2 separate regions of the Mus musculus genome follow, and region 1 is linked to region 2. The links are chromatin loops, found by intact Hi-C in ENCODE. Cell type or tissue: left cerebral cortex. All regions are shown on one strand. Links, peaks and the distances in the headings refer to the core of each region. The heading gives the core; the rest is flanking DNA. Region 1 holds the start of Gm41564 (a long non-coding RNA gene). Region 2 overlaps Cryaa (crystallin, alpha A).

Region 1 (14,610 bases), core at 7,514-10,013, 150 kb before region 2:
ACGGGAGGGAAGGGCAGTGGGGGGAGAGCGGCCTCCGAGGCGTGATGAGCTGGGGCATCCCTGAAGTGGGGGCAGCTCGTACTGTTGCTCATGCCTGTGTAGTGGTTGGCGTTGTTTCAGGCTTGGGTTCACAGCTCTCCACTTCTGAAACGCGCATGCTTTAGACAGAAACTGTGAACTCGCTGCTTTCTGTGTGGGTTTCAGAGTAGCCAAGGCTCAGCCCAGGGGAAGACAAACGGCATGCATTCTCGGGGTCTCCCGTCAGCCAGAAGACCGCCTTGTCGTGGTTCAGCTTGGGGGTTTTTGTAGCTGCTCAAGTCAGTGCGCCAGGCTTATTCAGAGGCCTGGAAGGGAGGAAGTTCCTTCCGGCCTTGTACCTCGACTCTGCTGCTAATTATCAGATTTTTATGCATTTCATTATCAGGGTCCCGCTAGAACACCTGACTTGGGGGAATTGTGCAATACCAAGGGGCTGTCGGCATCTTGGTTATGACTACCTTGCCCTTGGCCTGGGACCTTTCCTGGTAAAAGCCTGGCCCCCCCCCCAAGGCCTGGGCTCTGTCTGGCTTGCTTTCCAGGAGGATCATAAGTATAGGTCAGTGTTTGTAAAGTTTCTTTTTAAAGCAAATACTGTATGTGTATATAAATAGGAAACAGACACTACTTATTTTTTTCTATTTTGTATACATTTTTGTGTTTCTGGCTTAAAAAAACCTCCCTTGGTCACATTAGGAAGTTGTCCCCATGTTTGTGGTGAAAGGCCTGTAGGCTACCCACCTCCTGTACAGAGTAGAGGTGTCAGGGAAGAAGTGGCCCCACCTGACAGGTCTACCTGGGCAGGGAAGGCCCAGGCAACAGCCGTGCCATCCAAACACCTCTGGAAGGAACCAGGGATGTCAACCCTTCTGACTCGCGTCTGTCTCTCTGCCTCCCGGGCGACTTCCACCACCAAATCTCACCGCAGCAGTATTAACCTGAGGTCATTAAGGGAGAGGAAAGGAGACACTTCAAAAGCCAAAGATTGACCGAGTTACCTGAGGCCAGGAAGAGGCAGCGCCGAAACCTGATGTCCCAGCGTGGTCCTCCGTGGGCCCCGTGGCCCATCCTATACCGCTTACTCTCCAGACAGGCGAAGGACCGACCAGTCTTCTGGGTTGGAACTGGTGCCCTCCACAGAACAAACCAAAAAGTGTCCCTCCTGCCGACTCACCTGATGTGTGCATCAGGGAAGCAAGCACTCAGTATCCTAAGGCAGCCAGCCCTCATCTCCCATAGTTCCTGTCTGGATACCACAGATCAAAGGCCTGTGCACTGCTGTGTGTCAGAATCGACAAGCACTTTACTTTCTGGCAGTTTTTGTGTCTTCTAGTTGCTATCAACCCTCTGGGGGACAGTAACATCATGGTTTTTAGTTCTTGGGTTTTGGGGTTTTGTTTTTTGGGTTTTGTTTTTTTTTTTTTTTTTTTTTTTTTGGTGTGTGTGCTATGTTTTTGTAGATCCTCACGGCCCTGGACTGGACTGTAATGGAATCGCCTATTTAAAGACACTACGTGATCTCAGATGTATATAATGGTTTTGTTTTGTTTTCGTTTTTTTTTTTTTTTTTTTTACTATGATGGAATCGTTTCATTTCTCATGTTAATGTGAGAGACGTATGCCAAATGATTAGTTGATGTATTTTTTTTAATTTAATATTTAAATAAAATATTTGGGGGGAAATCTTGACTTACCCTTGGTTCACCTGTGAGAGCCCATTCCTTTGAGACACTGTTGGGAGGCTCTACCCAGGCCTGCCACAGTGGCCTGTGGCCCCAAATCAACAACAGGCATTTCCTGCCTTCCCTCCTTCCAAATGTGCTCTGAATTCCTTTACAAGTTCTAGAAGAATTTCACAGGGAAACTCCCCTGGCCTGAGTCTTCACTTCCTTTGAGTAAAGAAAACTCTTCCCCATTGCCATGGAATGGAGCCCAGAATCTCTGCAATGGAGAAGTACAATGGCATAAACTCCATAGAAGATAATGGAACGGTCCTAGCCTCTGGGTCTGTCTATACCCAAAAACTGGTCTCAGATGTTTATACAGAGATGTTCACAGCAGTCAAGAGGTCAAAGTTTAGGGGCAAGGCCGGTCGGTGTCCATGAATGGGCAAAATGTGTTCCCTCACTATAGTGGGGTACTCAGCCTTCAGAGTAGAAAGCACCCTGCTCTGAGTGAGTCCCAGGGGTGCTCAGTGAGGTAAGTCAGCCACAACAGACAGGGGCAATGACTGCTCTCCTGAGGGGACCTTAGAGTGGTCAACCTCAGAGTAGCATGGTGGCTTAGGGACAGATCCGGCTTGGGACCTGGAGGTGAGGGCTGTTCAGACGTGTGCTTTAATGCCTCTCAACTGTGCGTTCTGAAACAAGGTGGTTCTCATTTCATGTTGGGTCTGTCACGCCATGATAAAGGTATTCGAGAGAAAAGACCCAGAGAATGGACAGTAACTGCCAGAAAGAGCCAGAAGGAGCGGTGGCTGAGCACAGCGGGCTGGAAACAAGGCTATGCCACTTCAGGTCTGTGAGAACCCAGGGCTCTGGAATATGTGAGGAACACTGTTCCCAGGGGCCAGCCCAGCTCCTCGGGGGGAGGGGGAAAGTATGGGGGTGCCTCCTTGGATCCCAGGGAGCCTTGGTGGCCCATGCTGTGTTTAAAATGCCTACCACATCTAGGCTAAACCAAGCATCATGAGGAAAACCAACCCAGGCTACACCTCCAAGGAAGCTGGGCAGGCTAGCCCCCAGCCATGCTGTCCATGTGGTTGGGAGGGGTGACAGGGCCACATTGGCAGAGACTCTGGGACAGTAGGCTCGATTCAGGCATTCAGTGTGACCGAGGCATATCCAGTGCCCTTGTGCTGGGGGAACCTGCTTGCTTCCTGGAAAACTGACCAACTCCAGGTTGAGTCTGGTCTCTGGGCCTTCCTGTGCATTTAGTTTTCACATACGTTCTTGCTAAGTAGTAGACTGACAGATGTCTCAGCTCCCACCTAGGTGTTCCTCTCCTGATGAACGATTCTGTGGTGCCCAAGACAGACCGGATATGGTCCCTTGGGTGTAGCTCCTTAGGAAGTTGGTGTCAGCTGTACAGTTGTTTCTTCTAGGACTTGGTGTGTGCCAGGGGGTTGAGGATGGAGATGATAAAATGTCCCTTGGATCTCGGGTTGGAAATCGGAGCCTCTGGAAACTTGTAGAAACTTGGTGGCACACACACACACACACACACACACCACTTCTATCCTGGACTAATTGATCTCCTCTCAACCTTTTCCAATCACTCTGAGCAAGAGCAGTTATTGTTGCTACGAATTATTGAAGCCTGTCAAGTCCCTTGCCTGTGGAGAGGTCCCTTCCCAGCCCTGCCCAGAGAATCACTGCCAACATTTTTTTGCTCTGCAAACTCCCAGAGAGTTTCACAAGATGTTTACATCAGGGACGTGTTCGTTCCTGTCCTGCAACTAGAGAGGCTTTGACACACCCCTCACCACACAGCTGCACTTGTGAGAGATGGGGTGTCTTGGGCTTCTTTAGATCTCTCCCCCCTGATCCTTCCTTCTGGCCAGGGTCCAGGCATACCCTGGAGCCGTGACCTCTGTGGAGCAAGAGACTGTTTATGTCCTTGCTAATAGAAGATAGAGCCATGCCCATCGGGCTCAGCACGTAGTGTCTCCATGGCTAAGAATGTGGTCTTTGCAGTCACTGTCACATGCCTGCCTGTGTGTCCTGTGGCGCTGGACGGATGTCCTGGACAAGCTGAGTCTCAGTGTTCTTGTTTGCAGCGTGGTGTACTCAGCCACAGAGTCGTCGCATCTTAACGCCGTGTGGGTTCTGACTAGTTTATGACACACAGAGACGAGCCGGCATACAGTCTGCCTGGATGCAGTGAGTACTAAGCAAACAAGGAGGTGGAATCCCTCAGCATCCATCAGCGAGGGCAGGACAGGATACCCCTCCTCCCACCTCAAGAAGGAGAGTTGTCACCTGGCCACCGAACTCCAGGCCTACCTACTTGTCCTAATCCTCACACAGAGGGTGCCAACGACGACTGAAGGCAGAAGGCTTTACCCAGCAGCCCTAGATGCTCCTTAGCCAGAGCCAACTAGGTGTTCTTATTGCTTTTATTGACTGTCTGAGCAAAATCACAGGTAGGAAACTGGCAATCTCTAGGAGTGGGACCCTCTTCTTCCCCTGTATCCCAGCATGCACCAGGATGTGAGGGCGGGGCCTGCAGAGCAGGAACTGAATCTGCCTGAGGAAGAACTGAGTCCTGGGGGCAGAAGAAAACCAAAACAGACCTACTAGTTTTGCCTCTAGAATGAAGAGGGTTGGGAGGGGCGGCGTGGTGGGGGATGGTAGAACAAACCCTGGTGAGGGGTTGGGCAAGTACTGCCTTGAGAAAATAGGACCTTGGTGTTGCAGTGTAGGCCCTGAAGAACATCTGGTGATGGTTGTTTTTGCCTGGGAAACTGGGCTTAGCTTGTGGCTAGGCAGTAGCAGTAGCAGGAGGCATTTTCAATTCTCATGCAGAGAACTGCTCCCTTGCCTCTCCATCCACTTTCCTTGTTGGTAATTTGCCTATTCAAATGTGATTTCTCTAAAATACTGAGAGGTCTTTAAAGTACTCAGAAGACCCTCAGGCCAGTCCCAGCAGCTCTGGTTACCTTTGCTGTCTCCCTCGAACTGCTCCAGGGTGGGAGCCATGTTTCCCAGTAGGTCCCAAGAGTTCTCTTTGCAATTGGAGGGAAAGGTGTAGCTTTCTTTCTTTCTTTCTTTCTTTTTTTTTTTTGAGACAGGATCTTGTTAAAGCCACACAGGACTTTAATTGCTCACGTAGTCAAGGATGACCCCTAACTTCTGTGTCCCAAATGCTGGGGTGACAGGTACACTTGGCTGGGGACCGAACCAAGGCTTTATCTTTGCAAGGTGAACAACTGAGCTACGTCTCTAGGCCCCCAAAAGTGCATTTTGAAAAACTTCCAGCTAGCAAGAAGTTGGATAAAAAGCAAAAACTTCCCCACACAGCTTGCAGAAGGAAAGATAAAGAAAGAGGAAACCACAAAGCTCCCCCCAGAAAAGAGGTGAGATTGAGGCCACCCTACACTGCAGTCCCAAGCCCTCGTCCTGACTCCATGTTCAAAGAGTTTGGACCACAGATGGCCCAATGCATGCTGGATGTGGAACGTTCCTATTGGGCAATGAGACCTGTTGTCCCCCACCCCTAGTGCTAGAGGACCTACTTCCTGTCACTGTGGGCTGGTTGGCATTTTAAGTTTTCTACAGAGCCACAACAGTGTGGCTTTCTGGGCTTGGCTTTGTTCCTTGGCGTCATCGGGTGGAGAGTCACCATATGCTCCACGGGTGACTAGCTCACTCCTTTAATAGCCAAGTGGCATCCTTGGAGTACATACATCACACCCTATTTACCCAGCCACCTGGCAATTGGCATGTGGTTGGTTTCCAGCTCGAGGCTATTAGAAACAATGTTGCAGTGTTTGTGTGTCTGGGTTGGGGATAGTTTTGTTTTTCTTGGGTGATAGAGGTCAAAGGGTTGACAGCTGCCAACCATTCAAGAAGCTGCCACACTGTCTCCAACTCAGTCCTTCCCTGTAGGGGTTACAGCTCCTTTTCAGATTTATTTAAATTTACTTGCTACTTTTCTTCCATGTGATGCTAAGGTTTGAACCAACCCAACCCCAGGCGCGCCAAACCAATCCCTTCTCTGCCTCTGGGCCACACCCCTCGCTCCTTGCCTGCATTTCATTGGCTTACCTGAGCCCTTATTATTGAGTTACTGGAGTTCTTTATATATTTACTCATCATGTCACGTGTCTTTGTTATGTGGGTTGTGTATACAAACGCATTTATAGGATGAGAGAGAAAACAATCTTTCAATGTGTAGCTTGCCTTTCATTTGTAAAGAGTTGAAGTTTTTAGTAAATGCAGATTGACAAGTTCAAATCCATCGTTTTTGTCATATGGCTAATGATATTTGTATTTTGTCTAAGAAGTCCATCTACTCTAATGTGTATCATTATAATGTGTATCATTATCATTATTACATTTCTAGGTTCTTTGTATCTTTGTATACATTTTAGGGACATCTTGCCAGTATGTGACTTGAATTTAAATGCTTGAATGAGTGGTTGCCTTCCTCTCTTCCTCTTTTTCTTTCTTTTATGTTTGGTGGAATTTGTCACCAGAGGCATTTCTTGGTAGGAGGCTTTAAACTTGAAATTCAATTTAAGAAATACATCTAGAGCTATTCAGAGTTTCAATTTCATTTCTGAGTAAGCTGTAGGAATTTGGGGACAGAGGCCGTGAGTTTCACCAGCTTTTATCGTATTTTTTAGAGTGATACTCCTATAAGATTTGTTTCCATGACCACCCCAAGGATAATAGTGAAGAATATTTTAAACCCACCAGAAGATACCATCAAAAGGCATGGAGTTAAACTCAGCATGCTCTGCCCTTCTAGACCCCAGCTGGGCACAAAGGCTGGCCATTTGTCCATGTGGTTTCTGGATCCTCCAGCTGTAGGTGGAGTGTACACTCACATACACTCACGTGCACACATGCACATCAGGCAGAGCTGCAGAACTCCAGTCTGCTACCCCTGCCAGCCAGGAGGCCATAGTAGCAGGTACCCAGCTGCCCAACAACAGGCCATCATAGGCCCAGTAGAATAAGGTATAGGGAGAGCCCGGAAAACTCAAGCCGTGTTCTGTATCACAAGCTTGCCCTATGACACACACGGCCTGGCTCGTGCCAAGAACGTCAGCTCCTACTGGACAACGGCAGGGCCAGGGGTGGCTTGGGGTCTGGACTTGGCATCTCAGCCCTCAGCGACTAAACTTCTTCAAAGCCCTGGCCACGTTTGAGAGACCTCAGACACCCGGGGCTCCTAGGAACTCTGCCCACTTTCACCCATGCCCAGAGCTGCAGGCAGACCCTGCTGAGCATCGAGCAATACTCCTAAGCCATCTCATGGGCAAGCTCCGCTTAAGCATGGGTGTAATTATTTTTCCTGAAATAGCACGACAGCCCTGCCACCTGAGTCAGACGGAGATCACTGCTTCTCACGGGGACGGCTTGCTATTGGCTGCTCTGGAGTTACACTCTCCACAGCTCTCCAGGCCCTGCTGGATGGCCCAGGACCTGAGGCCCAACATGGCATCAAAGGAGATGCTGCCCTGCTAGAAATCACAAGATGGCAGAGGAGGGCTCGGATAAAATCGGCAATGGCAGCTGGAACTGTCCTTTGTAAGAATTCTAAGATCAAATCCTGTCAGGGAGAGGGGCTCCTCCCAGTAGTGCCATCCCATAATAATAAGAAGGACTCCTGGGCCTCAGTGAAGTCAGGCTGACCACTACTGCAGGTTAGTCATGACCAGTAGCCAGAATGGAACGAAGGGTGACCCAGTGTGAGGACACAGCCCCAGGCAACTGCTTCTGCTTTGAGCCAAGTTGTTACCCCAAAGCTCGTCATTCCGCTTGGTTTCTCATGTGTGTGAGCTGCACATATGGAGGTCCCCCTTTGTTCCCTTAAGTTCCTGGTCCCTGTGGTGTCATCAGTTCTAACCCCACAGAACTTGGGGCCTCCCTTCTGCTCCAAGGGGCTCCCAGTTAGCTCTTTCTGTCAGCACTTCACCCACTGCTTCCTGACCTCAGAGGCCAGGTTCTAACTTCTGAAGCTGGGAACTCAGATTCTGTCCCCTAAGCCAAGGACACCGTGATCTGTATCATTAACACCACCGTCTCTGGTCCCTGCCACCTTCAACCTTGAAGTTCTCATTGCTGATCCCTCCTTTACCAGTCAGAAATAGGCAAAGGGTGGGGAGCCTCTTTCTGAGACAGGGCCCAGGTTATTTTTGTTCCCTGCCCCTTCTCTAGGAGTAAATGTCCCTAGACACCATGGGTCTGAGGGGCTGGAGCCCTGGGGTTGGAGATAGTGGGGTACATCCACACCCTCATGAATTATCAAGCCCTCTGTCCTAATAACCCCTATGATCTCCATGTGGAGATGGGGAAACTGAGGCCTCAGAGCTTAGCAAGGAATTGCAAAAATGATACTTCTAGAGACTGAGCTGCCATCTGGCTCCTGCAGGCCAAAGGGGTTGGCCACCCTCTCCCTTAGTAGAAAAGCAGGCCCTGTGGCTTCGGGCTTCCCTGATTCTACCTGAGCCTCCTGGTTGTCCTAACGGAGAAAGAAGCTGAGACAGAAGCCCTTGAAAGAGTTCACGGCAGGCAGAGAGCACTTGTGGGTCTCAAGGCTCTGTGACAGGCTGAGATAGTGACCCTGGGCACGTCAGACTCCTGATTTTCCTGACCTTTCAACTTAAGGAGCCTCCCTAGCTCCAAGCCCTGCCCGGGACCACTAAGCTTACTCTATCCGATGTCTTTGAAAGAGGGTGACTGTGTAAACAGATTCGTAGAGAGAAGCCTGGTGAAGGTAGAGGCGAAATAGCAATGATTCTGATACCAGTCAAGGACCACCGTGGGCTGCCAGAAAATGAATGAGGAGGCAGAACAGACCCTTCCCTAGAGCCATGGAAGGAGCTCAGCCCAGCCGTCTGCAGGCTTGGTCTTCCGACATGACTTGTAGAACTCGACAAGAACAAATCTTTGTGATGGCTAGCTGCTGTGTTTGTGGTGACTTGATTCGGAATACAAAGACCCAAATCCTGGAGTTCCTGATTAGCATGGAGACACCAGGACTCCCTTGGTGTGGAATTCCAGCAGCCAGCTGGCCCTGACCCTGGTCTGGGAACCCAAGTGTGGGGACCATAGTATGCCCTCTCGGGGTTTCAGTCACTCAGTGAAGGCAGACTTCCGGGTCATTTGGGAAGAGGAAAGACTTTCCCGGTGGAGAGACTTCGTCCTCCTTGCCCACACTCCTGTGTTTTTGCTTGGAGACAGACTTCTGCTGCCAAAAGAGACATCTTTAAACAAACACACCCTCCTTGTTGGAATAGACAAAGGCAGATGGAGCAAAACAGAGCAGCTGCCGCCCACCTCCCTTGCTGGGCCCTGCTGCTTCTCCCAGTGGGGACAGAGAGCTCCTGTCCCGCAGCCAGAGAAATAACCACTCTATTCTTAAGTTCTCAAGGCTGAACTTAGAAAAGGAGGGATTTGCTTCAGCCCCCAGCTCCTCTCTAGGCCTTCCCGTGCCCTCTGCAGCCTGGAGGTCCCCATGGTGTCTGTCTCTCCTTGTGCATGACCCAGCGTCACCCAGGAAGTAGTTCCCTCTGAGAAGTGTCCCCAGCTTTGCTGGGACCTCTACTTAGGAGCTACAAGGACAGAATGAAAACCTGAAACCTTGACCCTGGGTCAGAGGACAAACAGGTTAGCACAGGCTAGGATAGGTAGTCCTGGGGTAAGTCTTGGATATGGTGGAAGGCAAGTCTCTGGATTCTCAAAGAGAGTTAGGATGGTGTGGTGGAGAGCCAAGGCAGAGCACACTCCATCCAGTCACAGGAGCAGGCAGCTACACTCAGGGCCAGTGAGTCAGGCCAGCTGCTGAGTTCAAGGCAGGGTGTCCCAGGGGATCATCAAAACGCTAGCCATTGTATGCAGAGCCATTGCTGAATGCTGACAGTGAGTTTGTAGCCACAATGTAAGGGGCCAGTGGCGGGAGCAGAAAGGCATGGGGCTCACTTGCACCAGGCTGGATACTAAGCCTGGATCTCAGAACCTCTTCTCATCTCCCTTCAGCTAGAGGCCAGGTTCCATTAACATGCGCCTTGGTCTTGCTAGACAGATTCCGCGGAGTGATCCTGAGAATGCCAAAGGGACAGCTGAGGAGGCTGTGAGGAGATACCCACTTGGCCATCCTACCTTCTGGGCCTACACAGGAGTGAAGCTAGCTTGTCTGTCCTCACTCCCACCCCTGCACTCTGCCCAGCTCTCTGGGCATGCCATTCGAAGGAAATTCTTTTGCAGTCTTCTCCACAGCGCTGAGTCTTAGCTGGCCTCATCTTTTCTCCAGAGTGTCCCAGCACTAAGGGCCTGGCTGGGTGAGGAAGTGAGGCTGTGGCTTACCTCCATAGTCCCTGCTGAGGGCTGGCCACAATGAAACTGCTTCACATCCTTCCTGCCTGTGGTCAGGGGCCACCTCTCCTGAACCACTACAGCACCTGCTGTGCCTCTGAGCAGAGGGTACTGGCGCCCCACTAGGGAAAGGGAAATGGAAGCAGAAGAGAGAAGTCATTTGCCACAAACTGGGGTCGAGTCCGTGGCAGAGGGACATAGGGCACAATGGTGGCGGATGTGTTCTTAAGCTGTGGCTGTGTTCCCAAAGCCTGTCCGCCCTTGAGCAGAACTTAGGGTTCTGAGAACACTTGTTGGGCACTCTCTGGCTGCTTCTCCATCTACTTCCCTGTTGTCTCAGCCTGGTCTCTCCGGCCCTTGTGATATGAGAATCCACCCTCCTGAGACTCTGCCTTGTGAAACTAGAAGGCAAATCAACAGCAATCTGTGGGTGGCCAACAGTGTACACAAACCAGGCAAGATGGGGGATACCTAAACCCAGAGTGGTGACAGGGTTATATCCAGGTGATCTGGCCCAGCAGTCGCGTGCTGAATGCGCAGTAGCTGGGAGTCCTGAGAGTCATGGGGGTCCTCAGGAAAGCCCATGCCTTGCTGCAGAGCTCAGAGCTACCCCACAGCCAGGACCAACCTAGCTGTCAGCAAGCAGCTCTGGACCCCACCCACCCAAGCGAGGACCTTCAATGGTGGTCTCCATTCAGCAGACCCTGCAGTATTCTCGGAAGAGCAGAGACTGGCCTTGGGTAGTGCTGGCTGGAAGCACCTGCCTGTGCTGTGCCCACCACCACCAGTGCCATGCTGGTCCTATCAGCCCCTTCTCTCTGGAGACTCATGGGACTGGGAGAGAATTACCTGGAGCAGCCTGGGAACTCAGTCACCAGTGGGGAGCTTAGAGACATGGGTGTTTACACACACTTATACATACTCAAGTGCACACGTAAAACTTGGAGACATAGCCCGAGCGGTCAGCTGTCTTTCCTCTTGTTCTGGCTTGCTCACAACAGGGTGGAAAGGCACATGTTTTTGTCCCTGTACTGTGGAGGAAGCTGAAGTGCAGGCACAGAGGAGTGACTCAGAGCAGATCATCCAGGCTGCCAGGCAAGGCTGGCCATGTGACCTCAGGTCAGGTGCCTGGGAGCTGGGAAGGGCCAGCTTTGGGGGGTGGGGGTGGGGGTGGGGTGAACAAAGGAAGAAGGTTTCTTTCTTCTGGTGGTTAGCATGAACCTGGAGTAGAGATGACCTGGAGGACTGACCACAGGGAGAGGGGACCACAGCAGGAGGTGACCATAGGAAGTGGGGTGGTTAGAAGATGTTTGTAGCTGATTGTCTCCCAGAGCAGGTGACCACAGGGGATAATCTTGGAGTAAGAAACAGACCTCACAGAGTGATGTGGCCGCAGGGAACAAACGATGCTGTCCCACAGGGCCGGGTGGGGAAGTTTCTTGTGTTCTACCTGCATAAAGGCCTGTGTGCCAAGCAGCTGAGGCAAATACTTCTGTGGGCATCACATGCTGCCTCTCCCAACCTGCAAATGTTTGAGGTCACATGAGTATTATGGTCTGGAACCTTAGAACTTCCAGTTCCTCTGCTCCTGGCCTTCCACCATGTCTGGTGGTTTATACACCTGTGGTCGACGTGCCACCTCCACACACATACTTATACACCTGTGGTCGACGTGCCACCTCCACACACATACATCCCAAGAAACAGAAGAACCCAGGTTACAACTCATAGCTGCCCAGTTGCTGAAGACTAAGAGCTTTGCGGAAGGATATTAGCAAGGCTCAACTGCTCTGTGGGAAGCTGGCTGGGGCTGGTGTGGACCGAGAAGGTGGGGGAGCACCACTCAGTTTCAGAGACCAGCGTGGACTTTCTGTTCTCCTTCTGTGGTACCCTGCATGTCCAGGCAAGAGGCACTTTGAATTAAAGCTGGCTCCTGCTGCCTCCGTGTCCTCAAGCTCTGTCACAAAGCCTGCTTGTGAGAGGCCCCTGTGGGGAGCCGGTCGGCAGAGGCTCTGGGGAGGGCAGCTTCCTGCTCAGCCAGGGGCCGGGAGGAGCTTGCTGGCAAGTCTTAGCTTCTGGGTCTGTCCAAGTTTGGTTCAGACATGTCCATTCTCTAAAGTACACAAGGACAGATCTCTCAGCCTTCTTTCCTGCCCCCACCCCATTCCCCATCCCCACCCCCACCCGCCAAGGCAGGATTGGTCTGTGAGCCAGAGGGAGAGAGATGGGAAAGGAGACACCTGACGGACAGGGCACATACTATTAGTGACAAGGCCAGGCTAAGTCTGAAGGAAGCTGTGCTGTTCCCTTCCCTCGGCTCTCCTTAGGCTGTGAGGTGAGCTTTTCGGCTGTGGCTTTGGTCTGAGGGTATCAATAGGCCTGGTGGACAATATATGTCCACCTGTAATATATGGACCATATCCATGTACTGAAAGTCAGCTAGTGTCCATGCCTAACTCCCAGGACAGCTTGGTGCCACAGGAAAGGTCTCTGTAATGTCCTGGGCCCCCCAGCTGGGCCTCCCCACACCCCTGGGTGTAAACCAGCCCTTGGAAGCTGTTCCTTGTTTGGTGTCCCTGTCCAGTGCTTGGTCACTGCTCCCTGAGAGAGTTCTTGTTTAGAAACTGAGCCTGTGGCCTGGAGACATGGTAAGCACAAGGACACTCAGGCGGTCTTCTCCAGACCTCTCTCTGCTCTTTGCCTGGTGGTCTGAATGGAGGTGGATCCAGTTTTGCAGCAGAACAGACCATTACCAAAAGGTGGGCTTCCCACCCTAGGGTCTTGCCAGTCTTCACCCATATTTTGGTCAAGCGTCATGGCCTGGCCTGGGTAGATGACTCGCCCGGTAAAGTGCTTGCTGTGCACACGGAGTTGAGTTTGAGCTCCAGCACATATGCTTTGAAAAGCAGGATATCTCCGCATGAAGCTGTAATCCCAGCTCTAGGGAGGCAGAGGCAGGACCCCTGGGGCTTGTTGGCCTGCTGGTCTAACCAAAACAGCATGCTCCAGGTTCCAGTCCAGACCTTGTCTCTAAAAATAACGTGGAGAGCAATTCAGCCAGACACCCGATGCCAACATCTGGCCTCCAAACTACCCATCCACCCCGTTCACATAAGCTAGAGTGGGCAAAGTCCACTTTCGGACAGCAAGTTTGAAGTGGCCCTGGACACCGGGAGCCACGGTCACCTCAGCCAGCCTGGGCAGAATCTTGAGATCACAATTTGGACTCCTGGATCCCGCTGTGCCTGAAGCTCTGCTCCTGGAGACGCTGTTAAGCCAGTCACTCCTCTTTTGACTTTGCTTTGCTATCTCTGATGCCACGGCACAGGAACCAGGGCAGGCAGACTGTGCAGGCCAAATGGAAATGTCTTTCCCAGCATGCACCACGATGTGCAAAGCATGCCACTGTCCCAGGGTGAGCAGAGAAGACAAATGGATTTGGTTCCTGATGAGCGGTGGGTTTCTTCGTCCAGGGTCCTACAGGTTCCACACAAGCTGCTGAGTCAGGCTGCTGTCCAAATGTTCAATGATAAAAATGGCTGCCACGTGCCAAATCTGACTCACTGCTAACCCCGGGTGGGCCATGCCCACAGGTCTTCGGCTCCCTCTGTCTCTCTAGAGTGCCCTTTGTACCCCTTCTCTTTCTTTTTCACCATTTATCCTTAAAGCACAGACAGATGCCGCAGTTTGACCTTTACACAGCACAGATGAGGACGAAAAGCCAGCCACGCTGGGGACAGCAAGGGACAACTGGATTTGGGGGGAGGGTAGCTGTGGTCGACCAGATGTCTGTCCCCTCTTTTAAACTACTCTTGGGGTGGATTTCCCTAGCATCTGGACACTGTGTGTGTCCACGCACGTGCATGCTGCTATGCGCGCACATTTGTAGGCATGGATGCTTGTACCTGTGGAGGTCAGAGACCAACCTTGGACTATATTGCCCCTCTTGGTTTTTGAGACAGGTTTGGCCTGGAATTAGGCTAGACCAGCAAGCAGGGAGCTTCAGGGGTCCTCCTGTGTTGGCCACCTCAGAACTGGATTACAAGCACACACCAGCATATTTAAACATGCACACACATGCATGCACATATACACACCCTACTCCACAGGCTCTGGGGAATCAAACTAAGGTCCTAGTATTTGCATGGTAAGCACTTCACCAACGGAGACATCTCCCTAGCCCACATCTGGTTTTAATTTTCCAGATTGTGACCAGGTCCAGTTTTAACTTCTTATCCATTGGCTCCTCTGAGAGATTGCTTGGAATCCCTCCAGACATGGTATGGGAACAGAAACAGGATTGCTTTTGTCTTTACCTCACACCATCTTCTGGGCCAGCCCCTTCAGGCTCCCCACATCTGTAGACTCTGCCACTTTCTTGCCCTCACGGAGGCTGGGGCAACTGTGGGCCTCACTGAGAAGTCCTTCAGGGGAAGCTGGCTTGCTGGGACTCTTATGATGATAGGGAGCTGTGTATGTGTTGGGGCTGGCCCTAGCTTGGCATCTGTGACCTTTTGACTTCCTGGGC
Region 2 (14,610 bases), core at 6,848-9,347:
AGGGGAACCAGCCGCCACTGTAGGTCCGGAACTGGGTAGAAGGCGCCCCCTGTCGGCCATGTGAAATCCAGCCGCAGCCTCCGTGTTATCCAGCTAGTTTCCAGCCCTCAGGACTACAGATTTCCCAATCTCTTCTGTTGGAAGGATGGGTAGAAAAATGAAGTTTGTTCCCTCCACACCCTATTCCTGAGCGGGTTTGTTCCCTCCACACCCTATTCCTGAGCGGGTTATCCTGGTTGCTACCTAAGCCTCGTGTCCTGGACTGTCTGAGAGTAAGATACTCATCTTCAAGCCCTGGTATCAACAGGTAGTTCTATTGGTAGGAGCCAACAGCGTCATGGGATAACAGCTTCCTGTTGTGTGCTCTTTTAGAAGGTTGCTGGCTGTTCATCCAGAGCCCACAGCCTAACCCTAACCCTAACCCTAACCCTAACCCTAACCCTAACCCTAACCCCTGGGATTCCACGCACTCCAGCATAGCATCCTGGCTGAGCTAGCTGTTGTGAATCTAAGCTCCAGCTAGACACTCTGCCCAGTGGGTGCCCTCTCTGCCCAGCTGATTAACCCCTGCTCAGCCAGGCCAGGCTATAATAAAAGCATCCACCGCCTGGCTACTGAGGCTCTTCCTAAGGCTTCTAGCCTACCTCATAGGCAGACTGGAAGCCCTGTCACCTGCTCCAGAAATAGGGCAAAGTGCCCTGTGTCCTGGAAGGGCATCTGCAAGAATATTAATACAAAGAAAAGAGCATTTGTGTTGAAGTGCTGAGATCTGGTCTCCCTCTTGTTTCTGTCACTTGGATATTTTTAAAGATTTATATTTATGTATATCATGTTGTATGAGCATTCTGTCTTCATGCATACCAGGAAAGGGCATCAGATTCCATTAGAGATGGTTGTGAGTCACCATGAGGTTGCTAGGATTTGAACTCAGAACCTTTGGAAGAGCAGTCAGTGCTCTTACCCGCTGAGCCATCTCTCCAGCCCCTCTATTGCTCTTAGATGCAAAGTCAATGCTGTCTCTGAAGTGAAATGCGCACTGTGCTTCTGCCAAGCTTCCTCCCACACCTAAGGTCTTCCTACTGCCAGTGACCTTGTGATCTGCTCAAGGTCACCACCTTTAAGGACATGACCCCAGGTCCATGCTTGCTGATGGGGAGGGGGGGATCCTGGAGACATGATGACTTCAGGAAAAAGAGCAGCTTCTCCTGGACAGTAACCACCCAGGGTAGTCGGTTCCGGCCCTGGGCACCATCATTCTAAGCCCTTCCTGTGGCCCTCAATGTCCTCATCTGCAAAATGGAGCAAAAGTGCCCATTCCCAGTCAGAGTTCCATTCTCAGCAGGCATCAGAGCCGCCCATCGACACCGTGCATCCTCTTGCAGTTTGGGGAGCCTTCCTGACTTCGGAGGCTAGTGTCACTAATACCAGCTGGCTTCAAGGGCCACTGTGGCAGGTCACTGAGAAGACCTGCCGTGAGTGAGATCACCTTGGGTACCCTTTGTAAAAACCAGCCAGCAAACTCCTGTCACTGGCCCCAATTTTGCCAAATTATCACACACCTGATTCCTGAGCCACACAGGAGGTTGGAGATCTAGTTCTCCCCCATGAAGGTTTTGGGGAGGACATGTCCTAAATCGGGCCCTCTAAGAATAAGGAGCAAACCTACCAGCCTCCAGGCTACAGTCAAATGGAGGCGGGGAGACCCCCATCTGCAGCCTCAGTGAGCCTAATGATCATCTAGAGCCAAAAGCTGCCAAGCCAGGGGTGGAGGTTGTGGGGGACAAAATTATGACAGGAAGGAACATGAGGCTAGGCACGATGCTCTTCTGTGAAGTCACTGGATGAGACCTCATGTACTAGCCCGCTCACTCCTTATTTGTTTGTTTATCCTACAGTGTTTGTGGAATCACTATTCGGTGTCAGGCTGTTGGAGGGTGGCAGAAAATTAGGCAGATCTAGTCCTTAATTCTAGCTCTGCCTGGAAAGCGTGATGCTCTCCTAGGAAAAGGAGGGCAGGCAAAAATGCCTCTGCATAAAACCCTAAGAACCTCAGAGCGTTGTAGGCAACCTTACTGGAAGGAGAACCACTCCACATGGGGGGGTGGGTCTTCCAGCAAAGGGAGAGAAGAGGAAAGGGATCCCCGCCTTTACAGAGGCCTGAATAGGGGGGCTGGAAGAGCACGTGGCCAGCTGGGGACAGAGAAGACAGGGAACCCAGTTTCATTAGCCCTGGAGATCCACGCATGGTCTGGTGGAGCCATGGAGGTGCTGAGCATGGAAGAGCTGTTCCTACTCAGTCTTAGAGAGCTGGGACTACGCCTTTTTATTATGGGCTACTGGGAGCCTCGGATGGGGGATCTTGCAGATGGCAGGGTGGCTGTGTTCAGCCCTGTGTTCCACTGGTGAAGGCACAGAACCTGCATGGCAGGGCAGAAAGTCCCCAGTGTGGTAACATATCAGAGGTCAACTGTGGGCTTCCAGAGCGGGCCTATCGCTGTCTCAGAGATCACAAGCAGGCTCCCCAAGTCAGGGCAGTCCCATGCCACAGATGTGAAAACTGAGACCAAAGGCCTGGGCCACCAACTTGTGCCTTAACCCTATAAGGACAACACAGGCTCCTGCATCCCTACAGAGACCAGCTGCCACTTCATCCTCACCTCAGTTCCCTCCTGCTGCAGGCCCCTCCTTTCTTCCCTGCCACAGCCCCTAAAGACAGAGTCACAAACTGGGAGTCTGGGTCATCAAGGAACTTCTGGCCAAGAGGCCCGTTGCCACCCATAAGCTACAAACCCTGTGACAAAAGACCACAGTGACAGCCACCCAGACAGGATGAAAGCCCGAATGCCTCCACCCTAGACCTAAGAGTCAGCCAGCAGCCACCTCAAAATGGAGGCAGCCTGTGTGGTTTGTCTATGCTCAGTCCAGGGAGGGGCACTATTAGAAGGTGTGGTCCTGTTGGAGTGGGTGTGGCTTGGTTGGAGTGGATGTGTCACTGTAGGTGTGGGCTTTAAGACCCTCATTCTAGCTGCCTGGAAGCCAGTCTTCTGCTAGCACGGCCTTCAGATGAAGATGTAGAACTCTCAGCTCCTCCTGCACCATGTCTGCCTGCACGCTGCCATGCTCCTGCCTGGATGATAATGGACTGAACCTCTGAACCTGTAAGCCAGCCCCAATTAAATGTTGTTTTTATAAGAGTTACCTTGGGCATGGTGTCTGTTCACAACAGTAAAACACTAACTAAGACACTGCCCCTAGGTGATATGTGTTACCACAGTAACATAGAGAGTCCCAGGAGCTGTCTACAGCAGTCTTTGGCCACCCTCAGCACTTGTGAAGACAATCCCACAGTTCAGGAGACCAAGGTGACTCTCACAGAAAGGGCAAGCCCAGAGCAAGCCGACCCAGCCATGGGGCATGGTGTAAGTTCTTCAGTAGCCTTCAGCCCTTCCTTGGAGCTGAGCCTGCAGTGCCTTCTTGGTGTCCAGTGTCCCACAGTCTGACCTGGATGGTTTTGTTCAACTTGACACAATCTAGACTCATCTGGGAAGAAGGAATCTGCTAAGAAAGTATTTCCATCAGATTGCCTGGTGGCAAGACTGTAGGGTGTTACTTAGTTACTGATTTGTAAGAGGACCCAGCCCATTGTGGGAGCAACCACTCTGGGCTGGTGTGCTGGATTGTGCAAGAAAGCAGGCTGAGCAAACCACAGGGAACAAGCCAGCAGGTAGCATTCCTCCGTGGTCTCTGGTTCAGTTTCTGCCTTCAAGTTGTGGCATTGATGTTCCTTCATTGAGGGCTGCAACTGGACCAGCTTCTCTTCCAATTCTAGAATAAACCCTCTCCATGGCATTTATCACAGCAATAGAAACCTAACCAGGGGGGTTGGTTGGAAGATGGTTAAGACCACTGACTGCTCTTCTGGAGGTCCTGAGTTCAATTCCCAGCAACCACATGGTGGCTCACAACCATCTGTAACAGGATCTGATGCTCTCTTCTGGTGCAACAGTGTACTCACAGATATAAAATAAATAAATCTTAAAAACGAAAGAAAGAAAGAAAGAAAGAAAGAAAGAAAGAAAGAAAGAAAGAAAGAAAGAAAGAAGGAAAAAGAAACCTAGCCAGGACGTTCCCCCAAATATGGCTTTGCCCAGTCTGGTTTAAGTGGTATGACAGAGCTGTGTGGCTGTGGTGGCTGTATGTCATTTGTGCTCATTCCTCCCTAGGACCGTGACTGCTGCCCTACTCGGAAGACAAGGCTCTGAGCAGGCTGGTGCTATAGCAGCCTGGGCCAGCTTCTCTCCCAATGTTGCTTCCGTGCCCGATCTTCCTCCCTCTTCACAGAACAACAGGGAATCGGGGGATGTTTCTTCCATTCATTGCCACCTGCAAAACTCCAAAGACGCCCATCCTTACCCTGCATGAAAAGGTGGGAGCCTGCGTTCCTGCTCCACCTTTTTTGGTCAAGCCAAGCCTCCAGCCTCAGGTATCCTTGACTCCCAAGATCCTTTGGGGTCTAATTCCAAGGCTCCTCACTTGACTCAGTTTCCTGCTGCCTACCAAGAGGCCCACATGGAAAAGGCTGAGGTTTGGAAAGAGTCAGATAGCACAGGCTAGCCTCCAGTTCTCTATGTAGTTGAGGATCTTCCTAATTTTCTCCCAATAGATTACAGGCGTGTGCCTGTAGCCTGAGCTCATGAGATGCTGAGGATAAAACCCAGAGCCTCCAGCATTCTAAGCAAGCACTCTATCAACTGAGTCTTATCCTTAGCCCTGGTGCCAATCAATGTAAGCCCCTCCCACTTTTCCTTACCTTTAGGGCCACCACATATCTTCCTGTCAAGATGTACCCAGAAACTATGCATGCTACAGAGGTTCCCTCCAATCCAGCCCTTCAGTCCTGCCTCCCTTCCTGGAGATCAGGGCCAGCCAAAGACACTCTTGGCCTTATGGCAGGAATGTGGAAGAGTGACAGAGGCCCTGAGTAATATTTGAGGTCATGTTTTCTTCCTGGAAAGACGGGAGGCCTGATCCCTGACAACAGAGTCCCTGTCCCCTGGGAAGCTCTCTTACATTCTTGGGTTCCTGGAACAAGTGTCAGGGTCAGAAGGTGGCAGTAGCCTAGGCTAGGTCAGAAGTTGCCTTGAGCCTGTTAATAGGTGACTCATGGGATAGATGCTAAACCGGGGTCATCTGTGGGTGTGCACTGTGAATCGCCATAGAAACATCTAGAACAGAAACACGGGCTTTCGTCCATCAGAGCACAGCTCAGCCCTTGGGAATCAGGAGTGGGTGGCCCTTTGCTGACGGCCTCAAACAGACGTGTCCACGGTCAGCTCGGCAAAGGATACTGAGGGCGGGAAACAGGCTGGGCTTCTTTTCGTGGTTTGTTGATTTTTAAGGGCATCACGGGCCATTTGTTTCAATTTACTGAACAAATCTTGAAATTTTCTCAAAAGAAGAAAGGGACTGGGGACAGAGAGTGGTTAAGAGCACTCACTGCTCTTCCAGAGGTCCCGGGTTTGATTTCCAGCACTCACACAGAGGCTTGCAAACAGTAACTCCAGTTCCAGAGGACCCAACACCGTCTTCCAGCGTCTTCCCAGACCCTGGCACATGTGTGGTGCAGGCAAAACCACTCGAAGAATAATACAATGATAGTAAGTTTTTAAAAGAGTAAGTGAACTTAGCCTTGACTTCATGGGTCACTGTGTGTGCTCCTGGTTCAGCCGGCTAGAGGCTGGACTCAGGCTTGTGGCTCTCCATCCTATACTTTTATAGGTTTCTTCATCATTAAAGTGTGTTGATATCTGTCCTCAGATATCAGGGGCTTCCTGGAGAGGGCAGGCACAACAGTGTATGTGAAACAAAGACAAACTTGGGGACATCAGGGACTTGTGGGTGGTCTCCTATTCTCAGAAAGATATGACTTACTTCTAACGTCCAGACTCAAATGTGTAACCTTATATGGGGTGTTCACGGAAATGACTGAGTTAAAGATAGAACCATGAGGCTGGAGAGATTGGCTCAGCACTTAAGAGCACTGACTGCTCTTCTGGAGGTCCTAAGTTCAATTCCCAGCAACCACATGGTGGCTCACAACCATCTGAAATGGAATCCAATGCCCTCTTCTGGTGTGTCTGAAGATGATAACAGTGTACTCATTAAATAAATAAATAAATAAATAAATCTTAAAAAAAAAACCAATAAAAAAAGACGGAGTCATGATATCCTGAGTCAGTTGATCTCGAGAAGAACTGGGAGCAGGGGCTTATGGGAAGAACCATTGTGACAGAGATAGAAGTTCAAGGGTGCTGGGCAGTGGTGGCGCACACCTTTAACCCCAGCACTTGGGAGGCAGAGGCAGGTAGATTTCTGAGTTCAAGGCCAGCCTGATCTACACAGTGAATTCCAGGACAGCCAGGGCTACACAGAGAAACTCTTGTCTCAAAAGACAAAACAAAAAAACAAAAGAAGAAGAAGAAGGTGTGTTTGTGGTATATATATATATATATATATGTGTGTGTGTGTGTGTGTGTGTGTGTGTGTGTGTATGTGTGTGTGTATGTATTTGTGGTATGTTTGTGGTATGTATGTGGCATGTGTTTGTGTATATGTGTATGTACATGTGTGTAGTGTGAGTTTGTGATTTGTGTATGGTATGTTTGTGGTATATATATTGTGTGTAGGTGTTTGTGTGTGGTGTGTTTTGTGGTATATGTGTGTGTGGTGTGTTTACGGCATATGTGTGCGCAGGCTGTTTGTGGTATGTGTGGGTGTCTGTGTGTGTGCGCACACATGAGGTATATATGGTGTGTGTTCATAGTGTGTGTGTTTGCACATGTGTGTCCATGTGTGCATTCATGCATGCCTGTGACACGACACCTGCGTACCTGCATGTTTTCCTTTCTGTCGTGTTCTCATGACAGCCTGCAAGCACAGGCTTGTGCTCTGCCTGCCTCTCGGTTAACTCAGTCCTCAGCCAGGAATCTTGGAAGAAATCCCATGTCCTTGGGGCTCCCAGCCTCTAAGCTAACAACAGCAGCCCCCATCCCCCTGCCGTGGGAGGGAGGAACAGAGGCTAAAGGACCTCCTAACAGCTGCAGCCTGGGGCTCCCCTCTCAAACTTCCTGAAGTGAGAGATGGAGAGGGCAGGAGATAGAGGTTAGAGGTGGGGAGTTCTACCCTGCAGAGAAGGCTGGTATCCTGGGTAGCCTCCAACTCTTCCTTCATGCCTTTCCTTCTAAGCTGAGACTGTCAGCAAGCCGAGCCAGGAAGACAGAACCTATGATCTCAACACATGTGTTAGCTGAGGCTGCCTGGTAGCCCCTTCTCTCCCAGCCTCCCAGCCCCCACATGGGTCTCTGCAGCGTGGCCGGAAGGAGGCAGTTCTGGCTGTCTCTTTCTCAGGAAGAAGCCCTAGCCCCTGGGGTCCAGCCGGCTCACAGCTCGTGTCAGTGTGCGCTGGAACCGCAGCAGAGAAAGCAGGCCAGCACGATGCTGGCCTTGTTAGGCGACCTCCCCTTCAAATGATTGTTCCATTATGTTCCAGATTCTTCATTATGAAGGAACTGGCCCTTTGTGTGTCCCCTGCTTAGGCGCTCTGCTGGCCCAAACTCCTGGGGCCAGTGGCATCTCCTGCAATTCCTTGTCACACAGGCAACGGCCCCCAGAACCAGGCCCCTGATGTTTATTGCGGCTGCTCCCTGTCTCCTAGTGAAGGTGACCCTTAAGGCTGGTGTTCTTGAGTCGGTGCCTGGCAAGGTCTCCTCTTTGAGGCAATGCCTCTTCTGCCACCTGGTGGTCAGACTGTGTCACACCATGTTAAACTAACGCGGGACTCTCCTGCAGAGAGACTGATAAATCAGCCTGCTGCCACAAAGAAAATCCCCCACAGAACAGGAGCAGCATCTACCGCCTTCCTCAGAGACCCCGTTCTGCTGATTTCCTGTGACTCTATAATAACCTTCTACCTGGAGATCCAAAGTGCTGGCTTTAAGGCAGTGATCCTCAACATTCCTAACGCCACACCCCCTTCATACAGTTCCTTAAGTTGTGGTGACCGCCCCCAACCATAAAATTATTTTGGTTGCTACCTCATAACTGTAATTTTGTTACTGTTATGAATTGTAATGTAGATATCTCATATGCAGGCCATCTGATATGTGACCCCTGTGAAAGGGTTTTTCAACCCCCAAAGGGGTCACCACCCATATATTGAGAACCAATGATTTAAAGGAAGAGGTGGGTTTCACCCAACTTTCACCAGCAGGCAACACAAGGCAAGTGACTCCATTTCTAAGCCAGGATTTTTCTCACCAAGCCACAGGCTTCTGGGTAGGTTGCATGAAGCCTGCCAGTTGCCAGTGCGGCCAGCGTTCTGGGCCAGTGATGACATTATCATGCAGGTGATCATCCCAGTTAGCGTTACTTATCAGCTTAGCAGAATCTGAGATTATTGGAGGCAGGGAAAGGGGGGGGGGGCAGAAGGGAAGATTCTCAGTTGAGTCTTTATCAGATTGTCCTGTGGACATGTCTGTGGGAGATGGTCTTAGTTGTTTAATTGATGTATCATGGACCAGCCCACTATGGACAACACAATTCCTCAGGCAGGTAGTCCTGGGCTGTATAAGAAAGCTAACTGGGGCTGGAAAGACAGCTCAGTGGTTAAGAGCACTGACTGCTTTTCCAGAGGTCCTGAGTTCAATTCCCAGCAACCACATGGTGGCTCACAACCATCTGTAATGGGAGCCGGTGTCCTCTTCTGGTGTGTCTGAAGACATCAACAGTGTATGCATATGCATAAAATAAATAATGTTTTTTTTTTCTAAAAAAAAAAAATAGAAAGAAAGATAGTTAAACGTGAGCGTTGGAGCAAGTCAGCAAACATCATCCGCCATGGTTTCTGCATCAAGTCCCTGCGGGATTTCCTACCCTGACCCTCCTCAGTGAAGGATGAAGCCTGGAAGTGTAAATCAAATAAACCCTTCCTCCCCGTAAGTTGCTTTTAGTGAGAGAGTTTTACTATAGCGACAGAGAGAGAACTAGAACGGTGAGGGTGGCAGCGGCGATGATGTCATGATGCTCTTAGTGACAGTGGTGATGGCAATGACGTCATCAGGTTGTTAGGTCTCGAACCTGGGACAAATGGCTAACTGGGGTGCCTATTCATGTATCAAATTGGACGCTGTCCTCCAGCCTCTCCTTCAGCATCACCAGTACCTGTTAGGGCATCATCCTAGCTGGCATGCCCTGCCCTGTACACCAGGCTCTCCAGCCTGACGGTTGAGGAGTTCTTTCCACAGCCTGTGGGACCAGCAAAGACAAAAGCCCCCAAGTCTGGACAACCTCTGACAGCTAATCAGATCCCCAAGAGGGCAGCTTGTCCTAGACACGGCTATACCCAGTGTGTTAGAGCTGGGTCATCATAGCCTCCTACTGGGACAGCATCTAACAGACCTCACCAGGACCCCAAAAGAGGTCAGGGTCACCTGTCACAACTCCTAATACATAGGACCTGTGAAAGAAGCCCGGGTGGATCTTGAGATTTCCAGGCCTTGCCATTTGCTGTCCCAGGGCCTCAGTGTGTCCCTGGCTAAGTCTGGGTTCTGCCTAGACAAACATGACAGTACTGATTGTTAGCATTTTGTCTAAGCTCCACCCCACAGTTACCTGGCAACATCCAGGTATGCCTGACTCACTATAAAAGGAGCTGCTTGCCCCCCCCCCTCTTTTGCTCTTGCCTTCTTGCTCCCACTGTCTCCCCATTCCCCTCCCCCCTTTCTCCTCATGCTCATGGCCAGCCTCTATTCCTCCTCCTCCTCCTCCTCCTCCTCCTCCTCCTCCTCCTCCTCCTCCTCTTCTTCTTCTTCTTCTTCTTCTTCTTCTCCTTCTCCTTCTCCTTCTCCTTCTCCTTCTCCTTCTCCTTCTCCTTCTCCTTCTCCTTCTCCTTCTCCTTCTCCTTCTCCTCCTTCTCCTCCTCCTCCTCCTCCTTCTTCTCTCTCTCTCTGCCTTCCTCTGCCTCTACTACCCTCTTGACTCTCCTCCCCATGCCCTTAATAAACTCTGTTCTGTACTATACAGAATAGCACTGTACAGAAGAGTGACTGGTCCCTCAGGGAGAAGGGATGCCTCAGCAGGGCCCACGGAGGCACCTCCTTCCCCCACACCTGACTGCATACCCACCAAACATATCCCCTCTCTCTTTCTCTTTTTATAAACACATCACTGACCCCCAGAGCTGCTTTAGGATGACCTTCTCTGGGCCTGCACAGGGTCTTGTGCACCTTGGTCCCCTAGTAGCTGTGGTGACATGAAGTCACCTGGAATCCTGGGTAGGGAGAGCAGCTGGGGAGATATAGGCTACAGGCAGCCCCGGAAGGAGTGGGCAACCAGGCCCCAGGACTAGTTTTGCCTGTTGTAGGAAGAGGAGACTCTTGGGGATCACCCCTCCCCCAAGATCCCAGAGCGTCTTAGACGGGGAAAGCCGCCCCAGCTATGGCCTTTAGGGCTCCCAAGTTTAAGAGGCATGGAGGGTGAGAGAATGGTATGGGGAAGAAATGGAGGAAGGGAGGAAGGGAGGGAGGGAGAGAGGGAAGGAGGGACGGAGGGAGGGAAGGGAAAGGGGAAGCCCTGTTCTCTTTTTGTAGTGACACAGTCAGGTTGGATCAGGGATCACTTGATCCCAGTCACTCTGTAAAGATCCTGCCCCCAAAGACAGCTCCATGCTGAGGACCAGATCAGATAACCTTGGACGCTCATGTTACAGCCCACCTAACCACACATTTGTGAAGGACATAAGGCTTGGACATCCAGGAACAGCTCAGCCTCCTGCCTGAAGCCGTACCACTCTAAGGTATATGCCACCAGGTTGTCAAACTGCAGGCTGGCCCAGGATAAAGATTTCCCAATACCAACCCCAAAACATGAGAGTCATTTCTGCCATGGGGGGGGGGGGACGACTCTGCATTGTATGCAAGTGGAACAGCCTGTGGGTGTCCTATGGTGAGGTATGGAGTGGGCATGGCTGGGGTTGGAGGTGTCTCTCCTAGAGTAAAGCCATTTTATACAGATTCAACAGGTAGGAGTGGTATGTGCTGTGGTGCATGTGTGTACAGCAGGCAGAGTGGCATCTGATGGGTTCTGTATGTGTGATATGGACACACTGCATGTGTGCTGCCCAGTGTATGTGGTACATTGTACATTTGGGCTGAGTGGCATGTGTGTATACAGACATGTGTGTGTGACATGTGGTATGTTCCGTGGTGTGTGTCACGCATGTGATGGGCCATATGTGCGTTGTGTCTCCTGGGTGCTGAGCCATCTGCAGAGCCTGGCTGTACCAGCTGGGCCTGTGTGGTCAGTCATTCTGTCACTCCTAAGAACCTGCTGCCTCACCCCAAGTAGAAGACTAGAATTCTCCAGACAAGTCCATCACTACCACCACCACCACTACCACCACCACCTCCACCACCTCCAGGATCTGAATAGGCTACTGTAGACATGTAGACATGAACTTCAATCAAGGTACCATGCCTACCCTGATGGGGAAGGAGAGAGGGAGGAGGGTACCTCCCGCATCCGTTAGGACATAGCACTGCTAGCTATAAAGGGGATCATGGGCTTAGGAGGCAGGATGAGATGCCAGAAACCCTCTTGGGGGACAGGCAGGAAATGCCTCCTGCACCCTCCCAGACACCCTATCCCCGCCCCAAAGGAAGACAGCATGACATCAGACTGAAATTGCTTCTGTCACCTGCTCTTTATTGTCTGCCAGGGGCTCCATTCTCATGGATGACCAGGGTCCTCAGGAGCAATACTACAGAGTAGAGAAAGTCACAGGAAGAGGATATGAGAGAAGCTGGCTGTCGGAGCCCAGCACACGTGGCTGCAGTAAGTATGGGCAAAAAGGAGGAGGCTGCCATCAGGGGCTCTAGCACAGGGCTCTTGGAGTTGGTGAGCCACCATTCACTCTGCCCTCTGGAGCAGTGCTCAGATGCCACTTTCCAGGAAGACAGAAAATCTCAAGAGTTCAATACCATCATTCCCTCCGACCAGCTGGTGTTGAGCCTGGGTCACCCTGAACCCGCGGCAATCTCAGGCCAAGAGCCCAAGCTCTCTAAGCCACTCTCTCAGACCCTCAGCCCTCTGAGAAAGTGGGAAGGAAACAGAGAAAGAAAGGAAGGCAGGAAGGCAGGAAGGCAGACTCTTTGCTGTGGTCCCTGGGCTGGATGGACCAGGGGCCTCAGGGGACAACCAAGGTGAGGCCAGCTCAGGACGAGGGTGCAGAGCTGGGTTTCTCCTCCCGTGACACAGGAATGGCCCTCTCGCTGTGGCCAGCATCCAAACCGGACTGGACCTTGGGGCCAGAGAAGGTCAGCATGCCATCCGCAGACAGGGAGCAGGAGAGGGCGGACTGGTCCACATTGGAAGGCAGACGGTAGCGACGGTGAAATTCACGGGAAATGTAGCCATGGTCATCCTGAGGGCCACCAGGGAGAGGCATGGTCAGAGGTGATGGGCAGCAGTGGCCACCATCCCACACTGGACCATACAAGGTGGCCAGGGTGCAGATGATCTCACCGGGCTGGGCTCTAGGACCAGTGTACCATTCTTAGCTACCTTCTCCATGAGAGCTACAAAGTTGCAGGCTCCTTAAACCCTGGGCTTAGCCTGGGCTGAGGGGTCGGGACCTCTAGGAAGTTCCAACCACAGAGGGTAGGTCTGCTCAGGGCTCAGGGTATGGAACTGGCTTTTGTAGACTCTATCCTATCTCTGGTTCTGCATACCACCCAGCTTCCTCATCCCTTGGATCCTCAGGGGCTGTCCAGGACCTGACTGTCAGCAGCCCCACCCAACAGAAAGCTTCAGTCACGCAGAAAACTCACTTCCTCTAGAATTCTGGGCCCCTGGACTCAGCTCCCTGGGTCCAACTTCCTCCCTCTTAAGGGACAAAGGTCAAGGGGTAGAAGGTGTATCCCCCAGTCTGGCCTAGGTCAAGGAAACCTTGTCCTGGCTTCAGCCACATAAAGAGTGTGGTTCATGCAACACCCCTCCAAACATTGATGGAAAAGTCCAGCCAAGAGAGACTCATACTGGGACTGAGCACCTCGCTCCTGGTCCCCTCTCTGCTATCTGCTGTGTGCATGGCACACCTAGCCAACCTCACTGAGCCTCCTGCATACCCCCAGCTGTCAGGAGACACTACTTCCAGCCAGATCCAGTGCCTGGGGGGGGGGGAGGGGGGTCCCTCAATCCAAAGACCTGAGGGTTGGTTCTTCACATGATCAGGAGCCATGGAGTAGGGTGGGTGACCGCTGGAGAGAAACGCCTGCCCCTCCTGACCAGGGACCTCCTAAACGCCCCAGGACTGCCACCCACTAACAGAAATACCACAGGGGCTGCTCAACATCTGGTGCATGTAAAGTCAGCTCTTCTGTTGCCTCCCCAGCCAGGTTGCTTGTGAAAAACATGGCTTGCCAGAGTTGGGGGGGGGGGCAAAATCTGCAGCTCTTTGTTTTCCTGTGATCATTTCTAATCCCCTGTCACCCAGAAGATCCAGGGGGACAGCTAGAGTTGTACTTCATACAAGGATCCTCATCCCACTTAATCCTGCTGCCTGGCCCTGCTAGGGCTGAGGACTGTGACCTACATGGTCCTGGGAGGGGCCAGCACAGCACAGGAGGATGTGGCCCCTCCCAGACAGAACAGCCTCCCATGCTCTCTCTGGGGGAGGGAGGTGTGGAGCACAGGACCCACACAGATGGGGATGCTGCCCAAACTCACCTGCCTCTCGTTGTGTTTGCCGTGAATCTCCACAAAATCCTCCAGTACCTTCACGGTGAGGTCCTCAGGAGAGAAGTGCTTCACGTCCAAGAAGATGACAAACTTGTCCCGGTCAGATCGGACCTGAAACCCAAACCCACGTTTGGAGCTCCCCAAAGGACCACCAGCTCCAGAGACAAAGGATGGGGGAACAGCTGTATGGTCCCTGATGGGCTGGATCACATAGGACAAGGAAGAGCTCAGCCATCAGAACCAACCGTCACTCCTCTGCTTCCTCAAGCCAAGAAAGCTGGTGTGTCCTGGGGCTGGGACTGTCACCTGGCCCCACAGGTAAGATCCACATTGACCTCCAGACCCAAGGACTGGGCAGTGCCGATTCATTGCTGGGTATACTGGGTCAGACAACTGATTATAGATTAAGCTAACTGGTTATAGATTAGAGGGTTGGGTAGAGTAGAATGGTTGAATGGTCAGTGAGTGCCTTGGCTGATTAGAGTCCAGGTTATGGCTTATGACTTAGCATAAGCTGCCTGGTCGTCAGCAAAATGCTAGTTACAGGTTGGCCGGTTGCTTGATTATGGTCTAGTGACCGGTTATGGTTTGGATGGCTCTTAACAGATTAAGCAGCTGGTTGATTAAAGGTAGCTGGTTGGTTATGGTTGATTATGGGTGGCGGGTTCATTAAGGATCATTTGCCTGGCTAATTGGGAACTGGCTAGCTGGTGGGACTAAAGTCTGTGGTGTATCCATAGCTCCAGGAGCCTACCTCACCTGTCCATATTACCAACAGTTCCACAGTACTACTAGCTGCTAACACAAAGCCTTTCC

The links. Hi-C counts contacts between places; a loop is a spot of excess contacts. Peaks named below come from ENCODE experiments on the same cell type or tissue, not always from the same donor. Only the 100,000 strongest peaks of a DNase experiment are listed, where the experiment ranks them.
Region 1: it touches region 2 in a loop (2.2-fold over the local background); 6 of 42 quality-filtered maps call a loop at or near these places.

Annotation. Positions count from the first base shown.
Region 1 is chr17:31,831,377-31,845,986 of GRCm38, reverse strand. It overlaps Gm41564 (a long non-coding RNA gene), which reads right to left and starts at 11,200. Exons shown (of 3, transcript XR_876739.3): 1 at 10,932-11,200; 2 at 10,074-10,204; 3 at 1,371-9,808. Sik1 (salt inducible kinase 1) reads left to right here. Exons shown (of 14, transcript NM_010831.3): 14 at 1-1,739. In left cerebral cortex, for the core only: no CTCF peak of the experiment used is centred there; a DNase peak (open chromatin) is centred at 9,010.
Region 2 is chr17:31,678,854-31,693,463 of GRCm38, reverse strand. It overlaps Cryaa (crystallin, alpha A), which reads right to left. Exons shown (of 3, transcript NM_001278570.1): 2 at 13,783-13,905; 3 at 11,734-12,478. The coding sequence ends at 12,269. Among named protein-coding and RNA genes, the nearest start is that of Cryaa, 8.2 kb to the right of the region's middle. In left cerebral cortex, for the core only: a CTCF peak has its summit at 7,792 (motif pointing left); DNase peaks (open chromatin) are centred at 7,025, 7,215 and 7,783; H3K27ac peaks cover 370 bases.